Linked DNA regions of Homo sapiens: all the other regions are linked to region 1. A link is a contact called in ENCODE Hi-C data. All regions are on one chromosome and are shown on one strand. Each heading gives the region's core, a stretch centred on a gene start or an enhancer-like site at or near the end of the contact. The rest is flanking DNA. Distances are from core to core; before and after follow the strand shown.

Region 1 (4,357 bases), core at 1,521-4,020:
AGACAGGGTTTCGCTATGTTGTTCAGGCTGGTTTCAAACTCCTGACTTCAGGTAATCTGCCTGCCTCGGCCTCCCATAAAAATACCTGGAATAAAAATCCCATAAAAATGCCTGGAATTGCATTTTTATAGTTGAGCAAATTAGACTGGACCCATGAGTATAGGTGGCGTATTGAAATAAATTGAGAGAATAAATAGCAGAATTATAACAAATAAAAATCAACAATACTGCTATATCTTTTTTGGGGGGTGGGGATGGAGTTTTGCTCTTGTCACCCAGGCTGGAGTGCAGTGGTGCGATCTCGGCTCACTGCAACCTACACCTCCCAGGTTCAAGCGATTCAATTGTCCTGTCTTAGCCTCCTGAGTAGCTGGGACTACAGGCATCCGCCACCACACCTGGATAATTTTTGTATTTTCAGTAGATACAGGGTTTCACCATGTTGCCCAGGCTGGTCTCGAACTCCTGACCTCAGGTGATCCACTCACCTTGGCCTCCCAAAGTGCTGGGATTACAGGTGTGAGCCACCGCGCCTGGCCCAATACTGCTATATCTTGAGGAATCTTAAAATTCCTGTGATTAGGCTGCAGTAACATGACAATGGGTATGTATGAGAGCATAATGCAAACAAAAAAAAATTTCAGGTCTCTAATATTTTTTAAAGTTGATCTGTTTGAATCTATAAGCAAAGTACATTTTTTCCACTTGTTTAACAGAATTGAATTTGGAACGATATTATTTACTATTCACTAGCAAGCACTTGTATCCCCAAATGTCTAAATTAGTTTATTATTTTATTGATAAGGATGTATTTTGGTAAGAATTCTAGACTTATACCTAGAACTAAAGACAATAACCTCCTCCACCTCCCAATTCCAGTATCTAGAATAATGTCTGCCACATAGCAGTCGTTCAACAAATAAACTAGTGAAGAAATTACAGTATTTGCTGTGTTCAATAAAAGTAAAGCTAGAGGCCGGGCATGGTGGCTCACGCCTGTAATCCTAGCACTTTGGGAGGCCGAGGCGGGTGGATCACCTGAGGTCAGGAGATCGAGACCTGGGCAAGATGGTGAAACCCCGTCTCTACTAAAAATACAAAAATTAGCCGGGTGTGGTGGCAGGCATCTGTAATCCCAGCTACTTGGGAGGCTGAGGCACGAGAATCACTTGAACCCAGGAGGCAGAGGCTGCAGTGAGCCAAGATCGCGCCACTGCACTCCAGCCTGGGTGACAGAGTGAGACTGTCTCAAAAAAAAAAAAAAAAAAAAGGTAAAGCTAGAAAGCTAGAAAATAACTCTATTTGAAAATCTTTAAAGCAGTAGAGAGCAAAACTTTAGATCTCTTTTGTCAATAAAATATCATAATATCTGATTAATATAAATATAAATTTAACATAAATCTTAAAAATCATTAGATACAGGCTCAACTGTGAGCAGAGAAGGAATCATAAGAGGGGAAGAATTGAAAACGGTTGGTTTTACTTCTTGGCAGTTAGGACAGTTTGGGAACAAACCTTAGGTCTCCTGCATTTGCATTTTATTGGGAGATGGGCTTCTCGTTGATCGCAGAATGAAGTTCAAACTTCGTAACATGTTTTTGAAGAGTTTTAGATTTTAGCTTTCGTTCGAGCCGCCCTTACCTACACGTCCTGGGCGTCTGCCACTACAGCGTGATCTCTTTCTTAGTTTGTCCTGCGCTTTTTCACCGACCTCTCCCTCTACCCTGGACTTTGTCCCCTTGGGCTCAGTCAGGTCCCTCTAAAGCCTTCCCACGTTTCAAGGGCTAGTTTAATCTCCAGGGCTTTTAGGAAAACTTCCCAAACCCCATTTTCAGATGCAATGTCGCTCTCCCCTATTTCTCTAGCACTTTGAACTCTAGCTATTATTAAATTCTAACGTGGCATTTTCGCTTGTTTGTATCCCCCAACCAGATTGCGACCACCCTGTTGGGGAGGTCTTTTAAGAAATCGCTGTGTCCAGCCCTGGCACAGTGCCTGGTACAAAGAAAATTCCCAGCAAAGGTTTGTTGAAATGAATCCGAACTCCGGAGGGTAAAGGAGAAGCGCCTATGCCTAGTAGTAAAGGCCTATTCGCGACCTTTGGGAAGGCCTGTGGTGTGGCTGGGCCCTGTCCCCAGCTCTAAACTGGCAGGAGAACGCGGCGAGGCGGAAGACTCGTGTAAGAGTCTCTGAACTCCCTTTCCTTCTTTTTGACTTTTATAGAAGAATCTGCAAGTTCTTCTCCAACAGCCTTGGGCCCCGCCTTAAGGGGCGGTGAAAAGGGGTGGGGTTGTGGTAGTTGGGAGGGATGCCCAGCCTCGTGGCAATTCTGGACTCGCTTTTCTTTTGTAATTTTTAAAGTTTCGCAAATTCCAGCTCTAAGCTGGGGGCCGAGGGTGTAGAGGGTTTCCTGATGCGCACATTTTGCGTTCCAGGGAAAGCTCCCAGGATTCGGAGCTTTGCCTAATTTAGCCTTCTCACATGTCCCACCGCTAGGAAGGCTACCGAGTGCGCCCGGCCTCCACACCCAGCCGGCCGGCGTGGAGAACCCGCTGTTCAGCCCGCGCTTCCTTCTTCAACCCTCTGGGCAAACCCGGGACTAGCGTGTGGGGGAGCTCCCAGCCCGCGGTACCAGGCGAAGTAGGGGGACGGTTGGACTACAACTCCCAGGCTGCCCCGGGAGCAAGGAGGGGGAGGGGGCGAGCGGGAGGGGCCTGGGTGGGGCGGGGTGGGGGTCAGGGAAATCCCGCCCCGCTGCGCAGCAGCAACGACACAAAGCCTGACTTTACAACCTCAGAGAAAGTGGAAGTAAGAAGGCTTAGGTGGGCAGGCAGGACGAGAGAAAGACTGAGAGGAGGGAAAGCCGCGTAGGTGGGAGTACAGCGGCGCGAGGGTCGAGGGGGAACCCTCGTCGGTGCAGATGAGGAGGGTGGGCTTTCAGAACTAGTCCCCCCTCGCACCCCGCCCCGCCCCTCCCGCGCTGGGGTCTTCACGGTGCCCTGCCTCAGAGCCCGGCTCCACCACGCCCGGAAGAGGGAGTCTGGCCGTCGGCTGGCTCAGGGCGGGCCGGTTGGCTGTACCCAGGCTCCCTGGCCCGAGTGCGGGACCAGAGCGCGGGGCGGCGCGGCAGCCGCGGACCGAGGAGGGGCTGCGAGCGAAACGGCGCGGCGCGGCACGGCGGACGAGTTAGGGCCGGGGCGAGGGAGGCTGTGGCTCCCGACAGAGACAGGGGAGTAGTGTCGGGCTGAGGCGAGGTGAGGCGCGGGGTGCCTCGGGAGGGTTCCCCGTGCCCCGAGGGGGGCGGCCGCGGAGTCCAGCGGGGAGGCGGGCGGTGGTGCCGCGTCGGGGAAGAGCGCATCCCGCGGGGTGCCGAGCCCGGCGCTGGCGGAGAGACGGGGGCGCCCCCTCCCCACAGGAGGAGCCTCGCGCTCCTCCGCCATCCTTCCCCCGCGCGGCGGGCTCGCCTTCTCAGTGGGTGCTGCGCGAGCTGCCGGCCCGGGGTGCCGGGGCCAGATAAGGGCGATCCGCGGGGCCGCCGCCCCCGGGTCAGGCAGGCCGGGGGCGGGCCGCGAGTGAGGCGGGGCGGCGGCTAGGCTGCGGGCGGCTGGGGGGCGGGGGAGCGCGGAGAGCCGAGGGGGGCAGGCGGCGAGCGGGTGGCCCGGCCGCCCGCCTCGCTGCTCCGCTTGGCGCCGCCGGCCCACGCCGCAGTGTGTTTTGTGGACGGCGCCTTCCCAGACAGCCCGGTAGAGCCCAGCTCAGCGCCCGGCAGCCTTCGACGCGATGTTCCGCCGGAGCTTGAATCGTTTTGTAAGTACACTCGCTGCGGCTCCGCGCGTGCCGGTTTGCTTGCTCGCCAGCCCCTTCGCCGGGTCCCTCACAACAATTTTCTGAGGGGGCAGTTACGTCTCTGGGAGACACCACCACCCCTCTTCTTCCTTTTCACCGAAACACGGTGCCCAGGCGGCCGGGGAGGGGAGGCAGGTAGGGCTCTCGGGGTATCCCACCCTCGCCCCCAGGACAATTCGACCAGGGCTTCCCGGAGCTGTTACAAACTCTGCCTGAAACTGGGGGCCGCCTTCGGGCTGGGTGGTGGGGGGGACTCGTGGGGGGACCGACCCGGGGACCCCTCAGTTTGCCAATTAGTCGAAGATGGCGTTTTATTCTCAGGGAGGTTGCTTTCTTTTGTTTCCTCTGCCACGAGCACATGGAGGTAAACCTAGACCTGTCACGGTGGCCCAAAAGAAGAGCTGGGGGCTGAGGGAGCCGGAGACTAGGGCAAGACTCAGCCTTGCCTAGGGCTCAGCCAGCGGGCGGCTTCTGACCGGAGGCCGGGCAAACTTTGGAGACCCAGCCTACA
Region 2 (4,634 bases), core at 1,980-4,479, 570 kb before region 1:
TCTCTTTCGAAGGTTGGGGCGACCTCCAAGCCCCGCAGGGCGAAGCGGCAAGAGGCTACGCTGGGTGAAGTTTCCAACCGAAGCCAACAAACGGCGCTATTGTCGCGCCCTGGGTTCTGGGAGCCCCAGGGCTGGCTCCAGTCGGAGGGAGCGGGAGCTCTCTAGGAAGGGCGGGGGAATGGGGAGGAGGCCTTGGTCGGGTTCCCAGCGCCAGATCCGGAGCTCTGTGAACCGCCCAAGGGCACTTGGAGGCTGGAGAGGGCGAGAGAGCTGCTGAGCGCGCTCTCTTCTCCTGAAGAGGTTGAAGGATCGGTCCTGGTTCCCACTGCGTTCCTCTGCTTTCCTCGCTGGGTGCAGGGTGCGCGTCGGAGACACTGGAGTTGGGGCTCCGCCAGCTGCCCTGCCTTCCCGCAGCCCCAGCCGGAACCGAGGCCTCCTGCGCTGTGGTACCTGTCGCGACACCTCTCCCGACCCTTAGCGAAGGTTGCGCCGCTGGGCTGGTGGCTAAGCCTGCGCTGCAGGTGGGCTAAGAACTGATTTATTTCCAGCCTTCCCCCATCTCCCCACGCCCGCAATGGTAACCTTGCTTGTCTATTGAAATGATAGCTTGTATTTAGAAAGTGTCCTGGCAAGAGTTTCCAAGGAAATCTGGCGTGGCTCTTACTTGAGAATGTGCAGATCACCCCAGAACCACCAGATACGGAGATTTTATGTATCTACCCCCCGAGAGGGAGCTGGCCTCAGCGAGAAGCCGGGAGAATTGGGAGAGTGTGCCTGGTCCTGGCAAAAGACTGCTGTAAATCTGGCAGGAGGATGTAGGGCAAAAATGAGCTCACCTAAGCCTCGGGCTAAGTGTGATCAAATGTCAGACAGCTGGGAGCAGTGACTAGTTTCCCCTGGTAATCTGCTGCGGGGAGGGTGTCGGCCCAGCACCGTATCCCCTGCCTTGGGAAATATGCAGCCCAGGCGCTGTCACTGCAACGTTTACTTGGGTCCTAAAACTTGGAAAGAAACCTGACATCTGTGAAGCTACTGGACGCCAGGCCGCGCGTCGGTTGGGTAGTTTCCTAAAACGCGCTTCACTTAGCAACAGCCTCCAGGGCCCAGAAAAGCCCAGAGAGGGCATGCGGGAAAGACGGCAGGAGGGCAGAGATATTGCACATTGGCTTCTGTAGGAGAGGATGGATTTGCCTAAGAAAGTTTGACCTTGTCGGCCACTTCGCCAAGAAAACAGGTGCAGGTAGGGATTGCCTAATCATTATGTTTTCTGAGACGTACTTATCAGCTCACGTTCGCTACGCGCGCGCGCGCGCGCGCGCACACACACACACACACACACACACACACACACACTGTATCTACACACAGAAGCCTTCCAGAGAGTTTACTTACATTTAAAACCCTAAATCCGTATACCCATCCAGTTGACTGCAGCCCTTGGCTGCAGAATACTCAGATCAAGTGGAACACAAACTTAAGGGGCAAGTTTCCAGACCCCAAACTTCCGAGAGATGATGCCGACTGGGAGCCGGGATTCTTTTGCCAGAGGTCCGCCTGGCCGAGAGGGGGCTGGCCTGCCCTGAGCCTCCACTCCCCCCCTGACCCCACTAACAAGCCGAAGAGGCGTACTTTTTAATTCGTGGAGAGAAAGGGGGAAGAGCCCAGCATGCAGAAGTCCCGGGATCGCCTGGTCTTGCATTAACGCTAAGACGCTAGAAACCTGGGATTCCCCCATGCGCCCCCCACCCACTTAAGATTATGCTTTCCGTTTAGTTCCCCACCTTTCCACGGGGCTAGGGATGATGGGGGGGCGAGACCCCACACCGTATGGACACCTTATTTTAGTTTCTGCCAAATCTGCCGGGATGGCTTCTCATTCCCACTCGCTACCTCGGGCTGCTCCGAGAGTTTCAAACGCTGTGCCACTCGCTTCAGCTGGCAGTGGCGATTATCGGGGTTTCCTCTCCCCGCAGCCAGAGTTCCCGCGCCGCTAGTCTTTGGCAGATAACCCAACAAGCAAGTGAATGTCCCGCTCCGAATCTCAGGAAGTCTCTAAAACAATAAAAGAGACGGACGGAATCCGTTAGCAGAGCCTGCTCCCGGGGGAGGCGGCGAGGCTGCGCGCCCAGAGTAGCGCTCAGCGGTCCCGGCAGGTGCGGGGGCAGTGGAGGGGGCCCGGCGGTTCGCCCGGAGGACGGCCTCGGCTCCGCTCCGGCCAACGTTCCCCCCTCCAAGAAACTTTTCTTTCACTCTGAGAGGCTCCGTGTTGCCATGAAAACGGATTTTCCAAGGGGCCCGACCCTCCCCCTCAGGGGCATCGGACTGGAAAAACCGAAATGGCCACAGAGCAGAGACAAAAAGGGGCCGCTAAGCGGGGGCCAGGATCGAGAGAGCGGAGGCCAGTTCACCCCCTACGTCCCACACATACTTTCCACACCACCTTGTGCGAGCGCCTCCGACAGGCTCAGGAGACGGGCGACTGACTGCTTGCCCGCCCTCCTGCAAACCCCCAAGAGCCTCACAGCCGAATGCACCCCGCAGTCCTGAAGCCTGTCTCCCATGCCCGGGCCCCTGACCCACGCTGCGTCCTGGACGCACTGGCCCTCCTAGAGAAAGATCTGGACAACCAGCGGCCAATTCCAGGGAGAGCTTCTTGGAGACGCAGCCAGGAGCACTTCCAATGAGCCTGGAGTCCCTAAGCCGGCCTGGGTAGCTGGTGGTGCCCTGCGTTCCTAGCGCTGGCAGCAGAAGCGGCCAGAAAACCTCCGTGCAGACAACGGGAAGCTTTGCGGGCTGGCCGGGGGATGGGGCGCCGGTCTGCCTTGACAGGGTTGCAAAGTTGTTTTCTAAATTCCGAAGGCGCCCCTCTGCCCCCTCCCCCCAATCTGCTTGCGTGCCCCCTCCCCCCTCCCCCCGTCACCTCCTCAGGTTTCGTTCTTTCAAACTTTTTGAAACCCTAATTGGTGGCCTCTGAGTGGGCCTCGTGGACTCCCGCCTCCTAAGTAACTCTTACCACGTCACTAGGCCAAAGAGGGGCGTGGGGTGAACGAAAGGGCTCCCCGAACTTTTTTTTTTCCAGCCAGGCCGAACGGGGGCTCGGTAATGATTGGCCAGGGCGCATCACTGCGAACCTGTCAATCACGGGTCCTCCGGGTTGCGAGGGGCGGACCAAGCCCCAACCCCGGGGAATCCGAGCAGGTATATAAGGGGCCCAGCTAGAGCCCAGGCAGACTGTGAATGCGACCTGTTCGAGAGAACTCATCAGGTGCGAGAAGCCCGCGGGTTCCTGCTGATTTGGCGCGGAGCATTTTGATAAGCCTACCCTTCCCGCCGGACTCGCTGGCCCACAGGCCCCCAAGCTCCGCTCCGACGGAGTCCCAGGGCCTTTTCACCGTGGCCGCTCCAGCCCCGGGAGCGCCTTCTCCTCCCGCCACGCTGGCGCACCTTCTTCCCGCCCCGGCAATGTACAGCCTTCTGGAGACTGAACTCAAGAACCCCGTAGGGACACCCACACAAGCGGCGGGCACCGGCGGCCCCGCAGCCCCGGGAGGCGCAGGCAAGAGTAGTGCGAACGCAGCCGGCGGCGCGAACTCGGGCGGCGGCAGCAGCGGTGGTGCGAGCGGAGGTGGCGGGGGTACAGACCAGGACCGTGTGAAACGGCCCATGAACGCCTTCATGGTATGGTCCCGCGGGCAGCGGCGCAAAATGGCCCTGGAGAACCCCAAGATGCACAATTCTGAGATCAGCAAGCGCTTGGGCGCCGACTGGAAACTGCTGACCGACGCCGAGAAGCGACCATTCATCGACGAGGCCAAGCGACTTCGCGCCGTGCACATGAAGGAGTATCCGGACTACAAGTACCGACCGCGCCGCAAGACCAAGACGCTGCTCAAGAAAGATAAGTACTCCCTGCCCAGCGGCCTCCTGCCTCCCGGTGCCGCGGCCGCCGCCGCCGCTGCCGCGGCCGCAGCCGCTGCCGCCAGCAGTCCGGTGGGCGTGGGCCAGCGCCTGGACACGTACACGCACGTGAACGGCTGGGCCAACGGCGCGTACTCGCTGGTGCAGGAGCAGCTGGGCTACGCGCAGCCCCCGAGCATGAGCAGCCCGCCGCCGCCGCCCGCGCTGCCGCCGATGCACCGCTACGACATGGCCGGCCTGCAGTACAGCCCAATGATGCCGCCCGGCGCTCAGAGCTACATGAACGTCGCTGCCGCGGCCGCCGCCGCCTCGGGCTACGGGGGCATGGCGCCCTCAGCCACAGCAGCCGCGGCCGCCGCCTACGGGCAGCAGCCCGCCACCGCCGCGGCCGCAGCTGCGGCCGCAGCCGCCATGAGCCTGGGCCCCATGGGCTCGGTAGTGAAGTCTGAGCCCAGCTCGCCGCCGCCCGCCATCGCATCGCACTCTCAGCGCGCGTGCCTCGGCGACCTGCGCGACATGATCAGCATGTACCTGCCACCCGGCGGGGACGCGGCCGACGCCGCCTCTCCGCTGCCCGGCGGTCGCCTGCACGGCGTGCACCAGCACTACCAGGGCGCCGGGACTGCAGTCAACGGAACGGTGCCGCTGACCCACATCTGAGCACCGGCCTGCGCTCGTCCACCCTTGTTCCCCACCCCCACCCCCACTCCCGCCCC
Region 3 (4,525 bases), core at 1,372-3,871, 740 kb after region 1:
AAACATTATTTTTACATATATCTAATTTAATCCTGACAGCCAAATGAAGTACAGTAGCTCTTAGTACATACAGACTTTAGAGATGAGAAAATTGAAGTTCATGGAGATCATGTAGCTTATATGAAGTCACACCACTAGTGGTTTGCAAATTACTAACACGGTGCTTGGCCTTGTAGTAATCAATAAATGATGAATGCATATGCCATGCACCTATGAAAACTCATCGGTCCTATGCCCTGCTCACTTCCTGTTTTGTTGTCATATCAGAAGGCACTGTGATAGAGAAAGACTTTTTCAGAGCCTCCTGGTGGCTTAATCTGACAAATACCTAGGGATATTTACATTCTATCTAAAGATTGCCTGGGGTAGAGCTTTCACTCAAAGAATTCAATAGTTAATGGTTGACTTTCCAACACCTAGATACGTGGCAGAAATAATTTTGACTGGTGTCCTAAAAATAGTATTTTCTGAGCACTGACTATAGGCCAGGGAGTTGACATGAAATATCTCATGAAATCTTCATAACAATGTATGGACATTCAATGTATGGAGAATGAATATCCACACTAGTCTTCAATGTGACAGATGAAGAAACAGACCGAGGCCATCCTTAGGTCACTCAGCTAACAAGATGGTGAAGTGAGGATTTGACCAGATTTCATTGACTCCAAATCTACCTCCTAACCACTAACCACTATATCATACTCCCTTCCTAGGCAGCACAGCTGAGTCTTTCTAATGCAGGTTTGCACAAAGACGAAATTACTTCCATTCACCAAATTGGACATAATTAGGAGGAGTGTGCCTATACTAAATACATGGTTGCTCCAGGGCTGTGGTCTTTGTTCAGTTAAACAAAATCTGAACATTTTTTGAGTGACTTTTCTCTATCAGGTGCTGTGCCGGGGTACCCTTTCCTTCTTCTCTGGCCTGGGACATTCTGACTTTAAACTTTCCGATGTGCATCTCACTTCACTTGGCCATCCTCTTGAACCACTGCTACAGGACATTGGCCAGGTGACTGTGTCTTTCATTGGCCAGGTGACTTTGGCTTTCATATTGGTTTAAAAACAATGGTACTTTCTTTTGCAACTGCATCTGAGACCTTGTTTCACCTGTGTCTTCAAGATTATACATCCTCTTAATTCACTGTTGAGTAAAAACTCCACTTGTTTATTTTAGTTTTCATTACATGGTATATGCTTTCAGTCTGTCTCCCATCAGAATCATATGTCTCATTTCCCTTCTCTTTGTCTCTCAACCCTACCCCGTTCTTCCTCCGACTCTCCTTCTTTCCCTCCCTCCTTTTCTTGTTAACAAATGTCAGTGGTTTTTATTAACCGAATGGGGCTCCTCAGGGTGTGCTGAGCTCATTGAAAGATTTTCATTTCTGGATTTTTTCCTTTGATAGCTATATTAATCGTGATGAAAGAAATCCACCCCCCACAACAAAGCGTAGCTCCACAGAAGAGGTTTTTCACTACTTACGTAACTCATTTTAAATGGAAAAATAAAAAAGTGCAAGCTTTATTTTGTATACTATTTATGCTGCCTTCAGTTAGATAATATTTCCAAAAATATATCTTGTTAACAGAGACACAACGCCTTGAACAAGCATATTAATTACAGTTCTCGAAGTTGGGAATCATGTAGTATTTATCTGTATTGTAGAACTGTTGCTCAATGGTAATAATTAACAGTGATGGGTCTATTGCATGGCTATAGGTAAATTTAATAACAAACATGAAACCCAGTTCTCAAAACTTGCTCCAAATAATGTAGGTAGCATTTGTTACTGTTCTGGAGTTGAGGGTTAGTAAATAGCTAGGGTTCTTAAAATATTTATCTAGCTCTTAAAAGTAGAAGTAAACAACCTAAAGAAGACAGGCTGAGTGCACTTCTTGAATATGCCCATAGATATTTTCAGAAACTTCTTTCAATGGTGACTTTGAAAGTATTGAGAATTGACCTGCTTATTTTGCCTTTGATTCTCTGTGTGTATGCTTGCCTCTCCCCTTGGGGGGTTTATTGAACATTAAGGCTTCCAAGAGCTCTTGAATTTGTGAGTGATTTTCGGAGCTCTGGGAACAATGTGAGCCATTCTCTTGGAAACAGGACAAGGTGCTCCTAGATGCTCTCATTCCGGGGAACATTTGTTTTTCGGCTAGCTGGGAACCGACGATCGCGCTGAAAGGTCTGGTCAACCAGCCTCCCTCAGTTCCTGTGTATCTGGCAGGCAGGTTTATTACAAACCTTAGTGTGCTCATTAGCCTCGTGATGTGGCAGCTGCCTAAAAAAGAAACACGGAAAAGTTGTGTCACCGAAGGTGAAACTTGGCAAAGAGCTGCCCGGCGCCGGCTCCGGGCATGACAAAGCGCCTTCCTGGCGGCGGCAGCGGCGGTGGGCAGTGGGGGTTTCTGTTTGCTTGTCCTCGATACCCACGGCCCAGTCGACTCACGGGGAGGCGTCGCAAAGGGAACCGCGGGCCCGGGCCAGGGCTCCGTGGCTGGCGGTGCGGGTGGTCGCAGTCCGGGGGAAGATACTGCGCGCTCCGGTGCAGCCCGCGGCCTCGCAGTCTAGACCGCGGGCACGTTGCAGCCTGTGGGGAAGCAGCGTTAAGATGGTGGCGGTCAGAGCAGCGCTGGTGGTGGCCGGGCGGGGCTCAGGGAGGCGCGCCCTCCTCCCTTAGCGACACCTATCAAGGCTTTCTTGCTTTCCGTACACCTGACCCACCCACTAGACACCTCAAAGGCAGGCATAGAAGGCCAAGAGCCTTGAAGTCAGGGCTTGACCAACACAAGAGCTTTGCTTTCTCTGTCTTCTTGTTAATGCTAATTTGACTTTAGCTGCTCAAAAACCGAAGATGCATCTTGAGCAGGACGCTCACAGGCAGATTTGAATTTATGTGTGTGTTTTTATATTGCTTATGTTTTATTACATTGATTTTTTTCAGATTACAAAATAATGCATGTTTACCGGAGACAATTTGGAACATCATAAAAGCGTAGAGAAGAAAATATCACCCAAGGTTCCACTACCAAGTTAACTTTTTGAGGCTTTGCTTCTAGTCCTTTTTCTCTGCATATTATAATACATAGACATGGCTAATTATCTTTAAGTGTGTATGTGGGATCAGGCACATACACGATAACTTCCTTTTTTTCCCTCAACGTCTTAGAATGTTATTTTATGTCGTTAAATAATTTGCACCATCATTTTCAGTGTGTATACTAGGTGTGGACTTAGGGGTAACCAAGGAGAGATGGTGATTTGTGCCTGGGGTGTGAACATTTTTCCTGCACCTCCTTGAGATCCTTCTCACTGGACACCACAAGCATGATTAGTATTTTGTAAAAGTACATATATGAATATGTGCCCATATGGGGCTATGTATATGTGTGTATAAATCTGTAAATACCAAATTAAACACACATAGACAACTATGCACATATGTAAATAGATACACAACAAATATGCTAAGAATAAATCTTGAAAGAATATACACCAAAAGGAATCTCTGGGTGGTTGGCTTATAGAAATTTATAGTGTTTAGTCATATTTTCTATTTTTATCTATAGTGGAAATACATAATTATATTAATGATATAATAATAAAAATAATACTAATGAAATATTACTTATTGATTGTCTTCAAACTGAGTTTTCTGCTCCCTCATTCCTTGATCTACCGTGACCTACTTATTATTTTTATATTATATGATGCTTCAAGTCCAAGCTAAATCTCCATCCTCCATGAAGCCTTTCTTCCGCCCTCCCAGCAGGCACTGACTGCTTACTTCTGTACAGGGCTTCTATGTCACCCATCTGGCAATCTCCATGGGCTACTTTGGGTGTATCTCATGGTTAACTTCTCATCTGCTTATGTCTTATCTCTCTGAATAGACTGGAATGTCTTCAAGGATCCTTTTCACAAAGCAAGTGCTCACTAAATGTGTTACGTAATGACAATGCTTATCATCCATCGTAGGTTTCTGTAAATGCTCCTTTACCTTTGAAACTCTATACCAAAAGCCCTTAGACTGACAGCAATAATCCTGCTGGATTTAATTTTGCTAATTTAATTTAGGATACAATTGCTACTTCATAATGGGCTATCTACGTAGAATTTGGTCAATGATGATACTGATAATATTACTGAAATAGTAGTGATTTTCATATTGATTTTTCAAGTTAGAGGACTCTTGATAGAGGGTTTCTTGGTGGTAGAAATAAATCTACAGATTCACACATGCATTGGACAGTCATACCCCAACTTAAGTGATTTCAGTTATTTTAATGCATGTGTAAATTAATTCATCTGTTAATTTACTCGATAAATATGTATTGAACCTTCTATGTGCCATCTGCTTTCTTAGACACTGAGAATACAGCAGTGAGCGGAACAGATAACTATCCCTGCCTTCATGGATAATACAAGCATATTTTGCAAGTTTTCTTAGGGAAACAGACTTTCAGTGCATGAAGCACTCTGTTTCATGTTCGTGGTATGTCAAGCAGTGAGTGAT

What was found. A loop is a pair of places that touch in the nucleus more often than their neighbours do. Pooled maps may share reads with other maps.
Region 2: a loop to region 1 is called in a pooled map of gastrocnemius medialis, with 5 times the contacts of the local background. The contact joins the promoter of SOX3 here to the promoter of ATP11C in region 1. A Hi-C loop is called at or near these places in 1 of 50 pooled maps.
Region 3: a pooled map shows a loop between it and region 1 (4-fold over the local background). The contact joins the enhancer-like site here to the promoter of ATP11C in region 1. A Hi-C loop is called at or near these places in 4 of 37 single-sample maps with no recorded cell type and 8 of 50 pooled maps.

What each region holds. Positions count from the first base shown.
Region 1 is chrX:139,931,466-139,935,822 of GRCh38, reverse strand. ATP11C (ATPase phospholipid transporting 11C (ATP11C blood group)) reads left to right here and starts at 2,770. Exons shown (of 30, transcript NM_001353812.2): 1 at 2,770-3,807. The coding sequence starts at 3,781. RefSeq lists enhancers at 2,084-2,133, 2,174-2,523 and silencers at 3,304-3,543, 3,584-3,743.
Region 2 is chrX:140,503,664-140,508,297 of GRCh38, reverse strand. It overlaps SOX3 (SRY-box transcription factor 3), which reads left to right and starts at 3,229. Exons shown (of 1, transcript NM_005634.3): 1 at 3,229-4,634. The coding sequence starts at 3,238. The coding sequence ends at 4,578. RefSeq lists promoters at 2,991-3,277, 2,788-3,496.
Region 3 is chrX:139,192,832-139,197,356 of GRCh38, reverse strand. LOC124905222 (a long non-coding RNA gene) reads right to left here. Exons shown (of 2, transcript XR_007068344.1): 1 at 2,459-4,525; 2 at 1,497-2,290. It also overlaps a transcript of FGF13 not described here. Among named protein-coding and RNA genes, the nearest start is that of F9, 340 kb to the left of the region's middle. Within about 2 kb of position 2,621, at least 11 of the 41 ENCODE cell types and tissues checked have a DNase peak (open chromatin) inside an H3K27ac peak, as active enhancers do.